Regions from separate parts of the Homo sapiens genome. Here region 2 is linked to region 1. The links are chromatin contacts, found by Hi-C or POLR2A ChIA-PET in ENCODE. All regions are on one chromosome and are shown on one strand. Each heading gives the region's core, a stretch centred on a gene start or an enhancer-like site at or near the end of the contact. The rest is flanking DNA. Distances are from core to core; before and after follow the strand shown. Region 1 overlaps STAU1 (staufen double-stranded RNA binding protein 1). Region 2 overlaps STAU1 (staufen double-stranded RNA binding protein 1).

Region 1 (2,700 bases), core at 106-2,605:
TTCAGAAATGTAGAGAGTTAAATATATCAAGGTCCTATCAGCTTCATTCTTAATTTCATAGTTTTTGAAGAAGACATTGGCCTTGAAGTAATAGTTGGCTTCATCCACAATATCTGTATCTTTTGTCTCTCTGGGGGCAGGTCCTTTGAATTGACTTCTGATAGGTAACAGTGCTATGTTTCCGATGAGTTTGGTGTCAGGATCCATGAGAGAAGAGTAATGAGCCGGCATCTTGGCGGCGCCCGGGTTTCAACCCAGAGCTTTTTTTTTTTTTTTCCCTGAGATGAGTTTCACTCTTGTCGCCCAGGCTGTAGTGCAATGGTGTGTTCTCGGCTCACTGCAACCTCCACCTCCCAGATTCAAGCGATTCTCCTGCCTCAGCCTCCTGAGTAGCTGGGATTACAGGCATACGCCACCATGCCGAGCTAATTTTGTATTTTTAGTAGAAACGGGGTTTCTCCATATTGGTCAGGCTGGTCTCGAACTCCTAACCTCAGGTGATCCACCCATCTCGGCCTCCCAAAGTGCTGGGATTACAGGCGTGAGCCACCTTGCCCGGCCCAGTAAGGGAGAATTTTTAATGTTTACCTTAGAAATAAGGTCTGACCCACAGCAGATTCTTTGCAGATTCTTTTGATTTACGTGCTTGATTATGGCTTATTTCTTAAAAAGCCTATCTGAAGCTTATATTCCTGTAAAATATCTTTGAAGTATTCTTTACAGTTACAGGTGATGTATACCTTCTCCTCCTATGTGCTAGCACCCTAAACTTAACCCAGCTTCAGTGCTCCATCCTTTGGCCGAGTGATGATGATTTCTCACCTCACCCTGCTGATGCCTCTCTGCCTGCCATGGGCCAGAGGTGGGATTGTAGTTGCCAGGGCTCCCTACTGTGGCCCACCTGGGTACGAGGGCTTGTTTGTTCCTCTCCATTCCTCTGACACTCATTCCTGCCCCTCCACCCTCAGTGGGTAAGAGCAGGTTTACACTGTTCTCTTGGAGTCCAGAGCACCGACATGGATCTAGGGCTGGAATCTTCTCACCTGGCCCTACATTCCCTCCCTGGCCTTTCTCCCTCCATCAGTGGAGGCTGGGATGCACTTGGGGAGGGAATGAGACAGGGGACATTCAGAATGGCTGTTTGGGCTCACAGTTGAGTGGGAAAAAGATGGGAGCTGCATCCCAAGGAGTCATGAGGTCTCCCCCGGCACCTGTTTCAGGAAAGGGGAGAAGTGTTGCTTTTCTCCCCTGCTGACAGATTAGTCTGTCATGAGAGTGGATTTTTGCAGGTTGTGGGGGAGGGGTACCAAGACCGTGGGGAGTGGGAGATGCCTGGCTGGCTTCCCGGGTCACCTCATGTGCAGAGTTGACGGCTTGGGCCAGAGCCTTGGATTCCTGAGAAGCTTACCACCTGCTCACTCTTGCTGCTACCCAGAGTCACTGAGATTTCTGGAAACTTAGAGATTGCTATTTTATGTTTTTGTTCTGTGGGATTTGGGGTCAGATTGCTTCCTTTCCTCCTTCACTTTTGTTAAGGTTTCAGATCTGGCTCTCAACTCTGTGTTCAGGAATCTTGACAGTAGTCACATAAAAGAATTGTAGGAGTGCCCTCTCGTGGTGATCTTTTAAAGTAATTTATCACAGCTTGCATGTAGTTGGTGGCGTGAGTGCTTATATTCATTAACTCAAATATCAGGAATTTTTTACTAGCTTGCATTATTATGTTGAGCAAGGTCTTTCCTTTCTTTTGCCGCTGGAAGGTTGCCTGGCATGTATTAGATGTTTAGGAAATAGTTACTGAATAAATGAACAGAATAATTTTTGATTAAGTTTTTGGTAATTAAATCTGTCACATAGGAAGCTTCGTTAGGTGTTTTAATAGGGGAAGACAGGAACAGTTTTTTGGAAAAATATATACAGCTTGACTTTTGTTTTGTTTTGTTTTGTTTTGGAGATGGAGTTTTGCTCTTGTTGCGCAGGCTGGAGTACAATGGCACGATCTCAGCTTATGGCAACCTCCACCTCCTGGCTTCAAGCAATTCTCCTGCCTCAGCCCCCTGAGTAGCTGGGATTACAGGTGCACACCACCATGCCTCACTAATTTTTGTATTTTTAGTAGAGACAGGGTTTCACCACGTTAGCCAGTCTGGTCTTGAACTCCTGACCTCAGGTGATCCACTCACCTTGATCTCCTAAAGTGATGGGATTATAGGCATGAGCCACCGTGCCCAGCCAGTTTGACTTCTGATAAAACATACAGTTTTAGTTAGAAAATGTGATGGTGCTGATGGATACGGTCATCGGGAGACAATTGTGACATGCTCACACCACATGCAATCCAGGTGATCCTCCAGATTTAGATTGGGGGGATCTTGATGTGGGCAGACAATGCAAGCCGTTGGAGAGGGCCAGGGTGGGCTGTGCATTTGAAGTGAGCCATCAGGGTGGCTGACCTGTCCCTCCAAAGTCTAACCTGAGGACAGGGAAAGCACTGTTGTGGGAAGAAGTGTTTCAGAATCTCTGCCCTTGGGTGTGGGCGGCACCTATGGGAGTTCTTTAAAATCAGTCCACGGGTGCCTAAGCAGGCCAGGTCCTTCCCACACCTCTGCTCCTGGCCACTGTGCTGAATTCCTACCCCCCATTCTCCGCTACCTCCTTCCCCTACACCAAAAAAAAAAAGAGTGCATCCATTTTGGAGGC
Region 2 (2,700 bases), core at 180-2,679, 33 kb before region 1:
TGCAACACTGCACTCCAGCCTGGGCGACAAAGCTCTGTCTCGGAAAAAAAAAAAAAAAATTAAAAATTTATCACTGACTTGAAATCCTGGCAGTCAGCCTGCTTTAGAGAACATTAACCAAAAATCCCTTGGTCCACACCCTTTCTAAATTTAGGCATTCATTCAGAGTCTTAAACTCTAAGAGCCACTCAGGACACAGTTGGGTTGCTCTTTCTGGGATGGGGGTAGATTCTGGAGCAGATACTTTACTCCTAGCTCATTTTTTGACCTTGAGACCTGTGGTTGGTGTTGTGAAGTCGTACATACACAAGTGACTTTTTTGTTTTAAAAAGTGCTCTCAAGATAGTTTACAAAAAGCAGGAAAAGGAGGAGTGAGTGAATAAATGAAGAGAGGGGAAGAGAGGAGGAAAAAAGTGTTTCTATTTTAGCAGCTGACGGAAAAAAAACCCAATGAAATAAGGTCATAGCTGACTTCTGAATGGTTCTGGACTTGTTTCTTGACACTGGCGACTTGTCTTCTAAGACCATTATGTAGATCTTCAATGGAACGCCTCTGTTATTTTGTTCTGATTCTGAAAGTAAAAAGGAACAACTGCACTCTTGGGGAATTTTGTTGAATAAGGTAATACTTATGCCTCTGCTATCCAGAGTCACATTTCGCTTGAGTTTCTTTTGAGTTTTGCAGTCCTTTTTGCTCTCAGTAAGAGAGAATGTGTTAGGACTCCTCAAGTAGCTTAATTGCTCTGGTCATTCATCTCTTTCTTGAGGACCAGCTTTAAAAATCATTTTGATACTTAAAAAAAATTAAAGTAACTGTTTCTTTATAATAGAACTTCTAATTAGTTGGTTTGCTGGTTTCTGCATTGGTTGGCTATTTCCTGAGAGACCTGTCATTTCTGTTCTTTGTTGCCACTGGTTATTTTTAAGTACTTTGACTCATTAAAAACATTTTCAGCTTTTAAAGGATGGCCATGAAAATGAACACAACTGTCCTTATTTTTGTCTCGTGAAGAAATTTAATGTATTTAGAAGTAATGCCTTCATTATTCTCTTAATTTACAATATGAAGTAAACAAGCTCCAGTGCTCCCCCACCCAACCACACCAGTAAAATTGCCAGTCTAAAATCCATTCCTGTCTTCTTCATCTCCACTTTTGCTTTTAATAGTATAAATTCTCTAGTATGGTCTTTGTTACTCACATCACTTCTCAGGATCTGTGAGCCTGGGTAGGGTTGTGATAGTTTCCTTGTTTGGGTTCTATAATTAAATGAGACCTCAAACAAGCCTTTTAGGAAAACAATACATCTCTCATCACCATAAAGAAAAAGAAACAGCAGAAGTATCCTACCTTCCTTCTGTCAACTTAAGGCCCTAAGGTTGTCAGTCTGAGCCTTGGTCCTTAAGAGGAAGCAGTGTTCACATTCACCTGTTCCTGGTATGATAAACCTAGTTTGCTTTCAGTTTCTTGTAATTTTGAGACCAGAAAGAAACCTTACTGTGCCCCAATTACTATGGAAACCTCTCCATACTTTCAAATTTGCATTTTTGAATGTAAGCTATAGTTTGCAATTCTTAATACTCACCAATAAATATTATACCCTACTGATTCTCTTTGTATAATGAATATGCAGAGCACACAGGTATTGTAAATCACTTAAAAAACACTGTGGGAAAGTCACAAGGCCAAGAAACTTACTGTATACCAAGGAGAAACATATTTCGAATAAATCAACATAGCTACATGCTAAATGGAGCTATTTTCATAAGTCAGTAGGTGACACCATTTTGACTGAATATTGGCAATTACATATCTCCTCTATAATTTACCTTTTTATTTTCTTTCCCTTACAACTTTTAGGTAGAACTTTAGACTTCATAGCACTGAATTAACCTGCACTGAAAGCTGTTTACCTGCATTTGTTCACTTTTGTTGAAAGTGACCATGTCTCAAGTTCAAGTGCAAGTTCAGAACCCATCTGCTGCTCTCTCAGGGAGCCAAATACTGAACAAGAACCAGTCTCTTCTCTCACAGCCTTTGATGAGTATTCCTTCTACTACTAGCTCTCTGCCCTCTGAAAATGCAGGTAGACCCATTCAAAACTCTGCTTTACCCTCTGCATCTATTACATCCACCAGTGCAGCTGCAGGTAAGCATATGAATCCAAGTGTCTTCTATTTCAAATGTTTTCTTACCCTGTTTTCTGATCTGATAGGTTGCAGATTTAGGGAGCTCTCACATTTACCTTCAAAAAGCAAAAGAAAGTATCACCACCCACACTTCTTTATCCCAGATATAGAACACTGGTTGTGTAAGGGGTTGACAGGGGCCTCAGTTGACAGACGATTGTAGGTTGTGAGAAAGAGAATTGAAAGCTGAAAACTACTCACACTATAAAGCCTCATCTGTTAAAGAGCGGTGGCTGGCAGAAAGAATTGAGCAGTAAATACCACCTTGGATATTCATCGTTGTATGGGATAATTCTGCATTTAAAATTATTTCCCAGAACAAGCCAGGTGCCGTGGCTCACGCCTGTAATCCCAGCACTTTGGGAGGTTGAGGCAGGTGGATCAGCAGAGGTCAGGAGTTTGAGACCAGCCTGGCCAACATGGTGAAACCCTGCCTCTACAAAAAATACACAAACTAGCTGGGCTTGGTGATGCACGCCCATAACAGCTACTCAGGAGGCTGAGGCAGGATA

The links. A loop is a pair of places that touch in the nucleus more often than their neighbours do. ChIA-PET counts read pairs that join two places held with the same protein, here RNA polymerase II (POLR2A). Pooled maps may share reads with other maps.
Region 2: a loop to region 1 is called in a map of heart left ventricle, with 2.2 times the contacts of the local background. The contact joins two enhancer-like sites. A Hi-C loop is called at or near these places in 5 of 168 maps with a recorded cell type or tissue (PC-3, Right ventricle myocardium inferior, endothelial cell of hepatic sinusoid and 2 more), 2 of 37 single-sample maps with no recorded cell type and 8 of 50 pooled maps. POLR2A ChIA-PET finds 5 or more read pairs at or near these places in 14 of 52 experiments (A673, Caco-2, GM12878 and 11 more).

What each region holds. Positions count from the first base shown.
Region 1 is chr20:49,132,011-49,134,710 of GRCh38, reverse strand. All of the region lies in intron 6 of STAU1 (staufen double-stranded RNA binding protein 1), which reads left to right. It also overlaps the pseudogene ARPC3P1. Among named protein-coding and RNA genes, the nearest start is that of STAU1, 55 kb to the left of the region's middle. Within about 2 kb of position 1,355, at least 2 of the 41 ENCODE cell types and tissues checked have a DNase peak (open chromatin) inside an H3K27ac peak, as active enhancers do.
Region 2 is chr20:49,165,445-49,168,144 of GRCh38, reverse strand. It overlaps STAU1 (staufen double-stranded RNA binding protein 1), which reads left to right. Exons shown (of 14, transcript NM_017453.4): 3 at 1,860-2,148. The coding sequence starts at 1,944. Among named protein-coding and RNA genes, the nearest start is that of STAU1, 22 kb to the left of the region's middle. Within about 2 kb of position 1,429, at least 2 of the 41 ENCODE cell types and tissues checked have a DNase peak (open chromatin) inside an H3K27ac peak, as active enhancers do.